Linked DNA regions of Homo sapiens: region 2 is linked to region 1. Evidence: chromatin contacts called from ENCODE Hi-C or POLR2A ChIA-PET data. All regions are on one chromosome and are shown on one strand. The core of a region is the stretch at or near the end of the contact, and the rest is flanking DNA. Distances in the headings are between cores, read along the strand shown. Region 1 has its middle 19 kb from the start of SCYGR1. Region 2 overlaps TM4SF20 (transmembrane 4 L six family member 20).

The links. A loop is a pair of places that touch in the nucleus more often than their neighbours do. ChIA-PET counts read pairs that join two places held with the same protein, here RNA polymerase II (POLR2A). Pooled maps may share reads with other maps.
Region 2: a map of ascending aorta shows a loop between it and region 1 (4-fold over the local background). The contact joins two enhancer-like sites. A Hi-C loop is called at or near these places in 5 of 168 maps with a recorded cell type or tissue (CD14-positive monocyte, MCF 10A, Right ventricle myocardium superior and 1 more), 1 of 37 single-sample maps with no recorded cell type and 15 of 50 pooled maps. POLR2A ChIA-PET finds 5 or more read pairs at or near these places in 4 of 52 experiments (GM12878, MCF 10A, T-cell and 1 more).

What each region holds. Positions count from the first base shown.
Region 1 is chr2:227,404,897-227,408,864 of GRCh38, reverse strand. No RefSeq gene overlaps it. Among named protein-coding and RNA genes, the nearest start is that of SCYGR1, 19 kb to the right of the region's middle. Within about 2 kb of position 2,089, at least 19 of the 41 ENCODE cell types and tissues checked have a DNase peak (open chromatin) inside an H3K27ac peak, as active enhancers do; they include CD14-positive monocyte and ascending aorta, where a contact is called at or near this core.
Region 2 is chr2:227,365,144-227,369,111 of GRCh38, reverse strand. It overlaps TM4SF20 (transmembrane 4 L six family member 20), which reads left to right. Exons shown (of 4, transcript NM_024795.4): 3 at 2,868-3,019. Among named protein-coding and RNA genes, the nearest start is that of TM4SF20, 12 kb to the left of the region's middle. Within about 2 kb of position 1,980, at least 8 of the 41 ENCODE cell types and tissues checked have a DNase peak (open chromatin) inside an H3K27ac peak, as active enhancers do; they include CD14-positive monocyte and ascending aorta, where a contact is called at or near this core.

The DNA.
Region 1 (3,968 bases), core at 840-3,339:
TGTGTATGTATTACCTACTCAAAAGTAAGTAATTTTTTTTTTCTTTGAGATGGAGTCTCGCTCTGTTGCCCAGGCTGGAGTGCAATGGCGTGATCTTGGCTCACTGCAACTTCCACCTCCCGGGTTAAAGAGATTCTTCTACCTCAGCCTCCCTAGTAGCTGGGATTATAGGAGTGTGCCACCACCATGACCAGCTAATTTTTGTATTTTTAGTACAGATGGGGTTTCACCATGTTGGCCAGGCTGGTCTTGAACTCCTGACCTCTGGTCATCCACCTGCCTCGGTCTCCCAAAATGCTGGGATTACAGGCTTCAACCACCGTGCCTAGCAAAAATAGGCAATTTTAAAATTATATGTGAAGAAAAATCTGTAAATGTTTTTGTCATAACCCCCCACCCCCAACCCACCACCACCATTTTTTTCCTGTAAAAATTTTTTCAAGGCCTGAGGAAAATGATGAATTAAACTTTTCCTGACAGGAAAGACAACATCTGAAAATTCTGCCTGATAGATAGAGAGAAGCATCCTGGCAAGAGACACGGAGCTGACAGACGAAGAGATGCACGTCTGACAGAATTGGGACTATTCACCCAAAGTGAGACAAAGTGAAATGCCAAGCACATTGAGAATCTCTTCCTTCTTACTGTCAACGGATTCACCTAATCAAAGCACTTTTAGTCACTGCATCCAATTTCCATCCTCATCCAACACATGGTGGGGTCTTTTTCTCGTTTCTTCTGAGTTGACACACACAAAACCCAAGAGTCCCACTTTTGGCGAGGAACGTGTTGCTGTCAGCTTGCATTTGTTACCGCACATTGGTTCCCCGTGTCCCAGTAATGACCCCCTGTAAAGGCCACTGGGCAAGAGAATTGCAAGATCGAGCGAGGCGGCGGGAATTACAGGAAAGGATTAACGGCAGAACAGCCTGTTGCGACAGCGAAAAACAGCCCGAGGACAGGGGCGTGCTCCCATCTGACAGGCGGAAGTGTGCCAGGGTTTATGTATTAGGTCACAGCAAGAAAGCTATTTTTGCTGTGCCCTCTGACCTTCTGTAGAAGGTGAGCCCCAAGATGCCTATGATACACACCAGACTTTTGCAGGCTGCCCTGACTCAAGAGGGAAGAGCAGATGCTGACTAGTGCAGGGTCCTGTAGAGTTTGGGAATCCACCATTCACAACAGGATGAAAGGATTTTCATGGGTGTTGCCATCTGCTGGGTATGTGTGTTGGCAGCGGGGAGTCATTTACTAAGCAGATGCAGCCTTTCTGTTCCTCCTTCCTCAAACTCCAATTTAAAAAATAGCTAGTCCGGGCACAATGGCTCATGCCTGTAATCCCAGCACTTTGGGAGGCCAAAATGGGAGGATCTCTTGAGCTCAGGAATTTGAGACCAGCCCGGGCAACATAACGAAATCCTGTCTCTACAAAAAATACAAAGATTAGTTGCGTGTGGTTGTGAGCACCTGTAGTCCCAGCTACTTGGGGGACTGAGGTGGAAGGATCACTTGAGCCCAAGAGGTTGAGGCTGCAGTGAGCTGTGACTGCACCACCGCTCTCCAGCCTGGGCAACAGAGTGAGACCCTGTCTCAAAAAAAAAAAAATAAAAAAAATCTAATGGCCAAGTAGGCTTTAGAATTCTAAAAAGCTAGCAACGAAAGGAAACATGGTGCTATTGGCAGAGATTTGAAGTAGCAGTGGTCTCCCACAAAAGTGCTATGATGTACAGAGACTTAGAGGAGTCGCAGTGTAACCCTGGTTAAAGAGATTGGGAAGGTTCCATGGAAGAGGGGCTGAGCATTGTTCAATTTGTTGAGTAAACCCAAAAAGCAGTGCACTGAGATCAGGCCAAGCTAGAGATATCTCTGTGGCAAACACTGAACACTTTTATCACCCCCTTACATTTGGTAGAAGATTGTTGGAATCACCACTCTCCACAAACAGTCAGAAAAACTGGAACCAGATGGCATCTCTAAAAAAATGTGGCCCACAGCCATAAATGTGTGACTTGCATTCTCTTTCAGAACAAGAAAAGATGATGTAGATACTGCTGGTTTGGACTGGCTCAGAGAGAAAAGAAACAAATAGATGGGAGTACGTGCCAAGGGTCACTGATGCTTCCAGAGGGCAGTGGCCTCGGCTGTCTTACTCAAGGCTGAATTCTTAGCCCCTACAAGACTCATGCCTGGCATGTAACAAGTGCACAGCCAGTTTTCCTCCAATGAATGAGGGGCTTTCTCAGAATAAAGTTTTTGTAATCAGAGACCAAGACAGCCACTGATTCTCTGCAGCCTTGAAGTCTGTCTTTTCTGAATATCCAGACAGAGGACAAGTCTTGATTATAACGATCATTAGCCTAGAGTACTGCCCAGTTCTGAACTCAAGGATAAGAATCCCCTCCAAGCTCCTGCCAGGCTGTCTCCACACTCTGACATCACATCCTGCCTCTTTGATTAGGTTTCACAGTGAATTTTGCCCCTCCCAAACACACTTTGTTAATCTTTTTTAGGTCTGGGAATTCAGCCAAAAATTCCTGAAGGATGAATTCCTTTTCCTCGGTGAGGTTGACATTTGAGCACACATCGCCCTCTTGTGTCTACGACACATTTGGCAACGTAGTTTCCAGCACCTGCTAATGCACACAGCAAATTGAAGCCTTGTTAACATCCCTTAAGCCTGCAGACCTCGGTACAAGGCGGAGGGAGAACAAACGCACCAATTTTCCCAGAATAGTCAAGAACATCCAGAAGAATCCAGAATTTGTGAAGATGGTACTGGTAACTACCCAACCCAGAGCTTTGAAAGTTAAAAAATGTATAAGGTACCATAAAATTCATATTCAAGAGCTCACAGTCAGAAAATGTTTACCTTCTAAAAGAGCTGGACATTTTCCATAAACCGAAAGTTGGACTATACAGTAGATACATGAAGATGTCCTCCTAGCATTTTCATATTTGACCTATTGACTTTTGAATCACCATTCATATCCTCTTTGATGTTGCCCATCCACACACCCACACCCACATAAGCCATGTGTGTAAATATGCCCATCTGCAGGTTTTCTGTTCTTAATGACAATTTCAGACTGCTCGGCTTGCTCCTACACCTTCTTATGGAGATACAAGAACTTTGGATCTCTGGCCCCCCTCAGTCCTCGCTCCTCCATCCCTGTAAGCAGGTGCAAGGCGTGTTTCTGGCACAGTCCACCAAACTCCTGAATCTGAAGCTCCCACAGTCACTGACCCAAGTGTGGCCTGGATGAGACTGGTGGCCCAAGCCTCTATTATGCTGTTTTTTTTGTTGTTGTTGTTATTTGTTTGTTTGTTTTGAAATGGAGTCTTGCTCTGTCACCCAGGCTGGAGGCCAGTGGCGCAATCTCGGCTCACTGCAGCCTCTGCCTCCAGGGTTCAAGCAATTCTCCTGCCTCAGCCTCCCTAGTAGCTGGGACTACAGGCGTGCGCCACCACACTCGGCTAATTTTTGTATTGTTTGTAGAGACGGGGTTTCACCATGTTGGCCAGGATGGTCTTGATCTCCTGACCTCATGATCCGCCCGCCTTGGCCTCCCAAAGTGCTGGGATTTCAGGCATGAGCCACCATGCCCAGCCTTATACTGGTTTTTACAGCAAAGAGACTAGAATAAAAGATACTTTCACATTGACACTATAAAAATCGTCCTTTGAACACTTAGTTATGTATTGTTCTGGGTTAGGTAGTATAGATAAAGACATACTTTGCCCAGTAGGAAGGGACTCCCTTCATCTACGTACATTTTATGCCTCTATCTCTCATACAGGTGGACCTTACCTTCCGAAAACTGCTATCAGGGCCTCTGCAGGAGGCCCTGGCTGTGATAAATGTGCATCTGTAGAGTGCACAACCTGAACATCCTTACCAAGCAGCCCTGACCAATATCTTCCTGCCTAAAGAGTGCCAATGCTGAGAGTATGCCTTTAAAACCCCATTT
Region 2 (3,968 bases), core at 731-3,230, 40 kb after region 1:
CACTTTTCTTTGTAAACGATAATAATTTGGAATTTGACTTTGTATCTTTTCTATGTGGTGTTCACAACATTCTTGACATCCTGAGACATTTCTGAATTCCTGAAATCAAAAATATCAAAACACTTATATAGGCTTTTCCGATAGGTGTATCCTCTAAGAACTGGTTTTTATGTCGTATCTGGTGTCTTTGAGGCCTAGATAAGACCAAAACATGAGACAAGTGGCAAAGGCAACATCTTGGGAGGAAGGGAAAGGGTTGACCAAGGCTTGTCCCCTATTTTAACTGTTCTTTGCTTCTTCCCTTTTTCCAGTTCTTATTTTTGCTTCTGAATACAAAATGGTTTTGCTGAATCATTTAAGTGAATCCCCTTTAGGGGAAATACACATGCCTGGAATCACTTTCTAAAGCCAGGCCTTTTGTAGGGATGAGAACTCAAAGATAATATGGCTGGGTGCGGTGGCTCACGCCTGCAATCCCAGCACTTTGGGAGGCTGAGGTGGGCGGATCACTTGAGTTCAGGAGTTTGAAACCAGCCTGGCCAATATGGTGAAACCCTGTCTCTACTAAAAATACAAAAAATAAAAATAAAAAAATTAGCCAGGTGTAGTGGCGGGCATCTGTAATCCCAGCTACTTGGGAGGCTGAGGCAGGAGAATTTCTTGAACCCAGGAGGCAGAGGTTACAGTGAGCCCAGATAGCGCCACTGCACTCTATCCTGGGAAACAAAGAAAGGCTCCGTCTCAAAAACAAAAAATTATATATATATATATATATAAATAATAGATGGCGGCCAGGCGTGGTGGCTCACGCCTGTAATCCCAGCACTTTGGGAGGCTGAGGCGGGCGGATCACAAGGTCAGGAGATGGAGACCATCCTGGTTAACAGGGTGAAACCCCATCTCTACTAAAAATACAAAAAATTAGCCGGGCGTGGTGGCGGGTGCCTGTAGTCCCAGCTACTCAGGAGGCTGAGGCAGGAGAATGGCGTGAACCCGGGAGGCGGAGCTTGCAGTGAGCCGAGATCATGCCACTGCACTCCAGCCTGGGCGACACAGCGAGACTCCGTCTCCAAAAAAAAAAAAAAAAAAAAATAGATGGTTAAAAATAAACACCATGGCACTTCTTGATGAGTACATTTAAGTAACTGCACAAGTCACAGTAGCATGGAAGAATCAGGATTTGAAGTAGACTCCAAATCCATCATTCTGAACTTTTGGCTGGAAGAAGAATAGTGATTAAAGTGTTTCCCAGCTGTGAGAGCCTGACAAGTTTTGTCCATCTCCATGATACACAGTTTTCTCATCTATAAAATGGAAATAATAATAGTATCTACCTCTTGGGATTATGAAAAGAATTAAATGAGATGATATATGTAGAGCACAACATCCCTCAACACAACTCTATAGGTAGCCACCTTATTCTGCACTCATAAAAGGCAGGTCTCAAGAACACAACACACAGACCCTGTGGGAGCTGCATTATCCCAGCAAAGAAAAAGGAAAAGCATTCCCTCGCTTCATTTCTGCTGATTTTGAAATAATCATCAGTGACTAACAACTTCACTGAAACAATACAAAAGTTTCCTTCTTTTTTTTTTCTTTTAGAGATGGGCTCTTACTACGTTGCCCAGGCTAGTCTCGAACTCCTGGGCTCAAGCAATCTACCCTCCTTGGCCTCCCAAAGTGCTGGGACTACAGGCATGAGCCACTGTGCCTGGCCTAAGAGCTTATTTTTGGAAAAACAAACACGAACTTTCATTCAGTTTCCTATGCCAAATTCCATGCCTTCTTCTGCTCTCATGACTGACTCACGAAATAAAGATGTGTACAATCTTTCTAACACAGTGGCTCTCAACCGGCGGGTTATTTTACCCACCCACCTCCACCCCAAGAGGATATTTGGCAATGCCTGGAGACATTTTTGGTTGTCAGAACCGGGCTGGAGGTGGCAAGGCGTCGGGGGATGATATTGGCATCTAGTGGGTAGAGATGAGTGATGTTGCTAAATATCCTACACTGCACAGGAAAGGCCCCACAGCGAAGTGTGCAAATGTCATTGGTGCTGAGGTTGGGAAGTCCTGTTCTAACTCTATGCTGTTGACTGATCACTGTGGGATGCTGGCCACTGGCCACTTAAAGCATCAGGGCCAAATTCACTTAAAGCATCAGGGCCAAACGCTTGCGAGCCAAGAGACCAGACATGAAGATAAACGTAGTTAAGATCCAGTCAAGATTCTATGAAGTAGGAAGTACATAAAACAGGGAGGAACTAGATCTCAGTGGTCAGAAGAAACAGATGAGACTCAGGAATATGAAAGTTGAGATTTTCCAGAGACAGTGACAAGCCAAACCATCTTTTTTTTTTTTTTTTTTTTTTTTTTTTTTTTTTTTTTTTGACAGAGTCTTGCTCTGTCACCCAGCAGGAGTGCAATGGCACGATCTCGGATGACTGCCTCCCGGGTTCAAGCGATTCTCCTGCCTTAGCCTCCCAAGTAGCTGGGATCACAGGCATCCACCACCAAGCCTGGCTAAGTTTTTGTATTTTTAGTAGAGAGGGGGTTTTGCCATGTTGGCCAGGCTGGTCTTGAACTCCTGACCTCAGGTGATCCACCCACCTTGGCCTCCCACAGTGCTGAGATTACAGGTGTGAGCCACCATGCCCAGCCCCAACCATCTTTTATTGAGTGTAATCAAATAGCAGAGACTGCCCTCTGCCTTTTTGTATCATTCACACCTAATAAACTGTGATCTTAAGATCCAGGATTTTAGGGCGACTGGATTTAAAAAAGACTGTATACGCTCCTGAAGCTTGAAACAGATCAAGAACATGTCATAACATGTGCAAATGGCTCTATTTTATTTTTCAGATGTTTCTTTCATCACTTTTCAGTGTGATCACAGTCATTGGTGCTCTGTATTGCATGCTGATATCCATCCAGGCTCTCTTAAAAGGTCCTCTCATGTGTAATTCTCCAAGCAACAGTAATGCCAATTGTGAATTTTCATTGAAAAACATCAGGTAAGTAACTTGATTTTCACAGGCTTACTGTCTCACACAGTTGAACTAGTTTGATTAGATTAATGCAGTACTGGAACAATGCCATGTTTTTATTTGATGCAACTGCCGGGACAAACGGATTCTTAGGAATTTTAGTACATTAACGCCAGTTAGCACAACTCCACATCAAAATGGAGGAATCATTAGATTTACAATGCTCTAAAAGGACTTTTAGATATTGTCTAAAAGGACTAGTTGATCTCAAATGGCTTATGCTTGTCTTTCAAAAATCTACAGTTACATATGTGTATGTATATTAAAAAATTATGCAAATATACACCAGAAACTTAACTTTCATCCTTGGAGAATGGAAATAGGGGATTCCCTTTATGAGAGTGAAGAGAACATTTACTTTCTACACTTCTGAACTAATTAAATTTGTCAACCATGAGCAAATATTACATTTACAATTTAAAAAATTTAATAAAAACACAATAAATAAAATGCAGAGCCTTGCCTGTAGGCTTAAATGGAAGAGCAACCAATGGATTCATACAGATATGCTATAAATATACTGTATGCATGGGAATGAATCCAAATTTTAAGTCATGTAATAACAAGTAATACTGGAGAGTTACATGTACTTAATAAGTGGCTCATTTTAGTCTTTTAAGTACATCATTCTGTGACTGAATCTAGACACAATTTGTAAAAACTGGAAGAAAAAAACTATCTAATCCATTACCTCTCTGTATAGCCTGCTCAGTTTAGCAAATAACCAGAATTTACTTTTGTAGTTACATACAAAAAATTTTTTCTCCTTTTCCCTTACCTTGCTACATTAAAAAAGAAAGTCCCTCAAATTTTGTGTAGCATATTTGTTTTGAACCAAAACCCAAGGAAGGCCAGGCACAGCGGCTCACGCCTGTAATCCCAGCACTTTGGGAGACCAAGGCAGGTGGATCGCTTG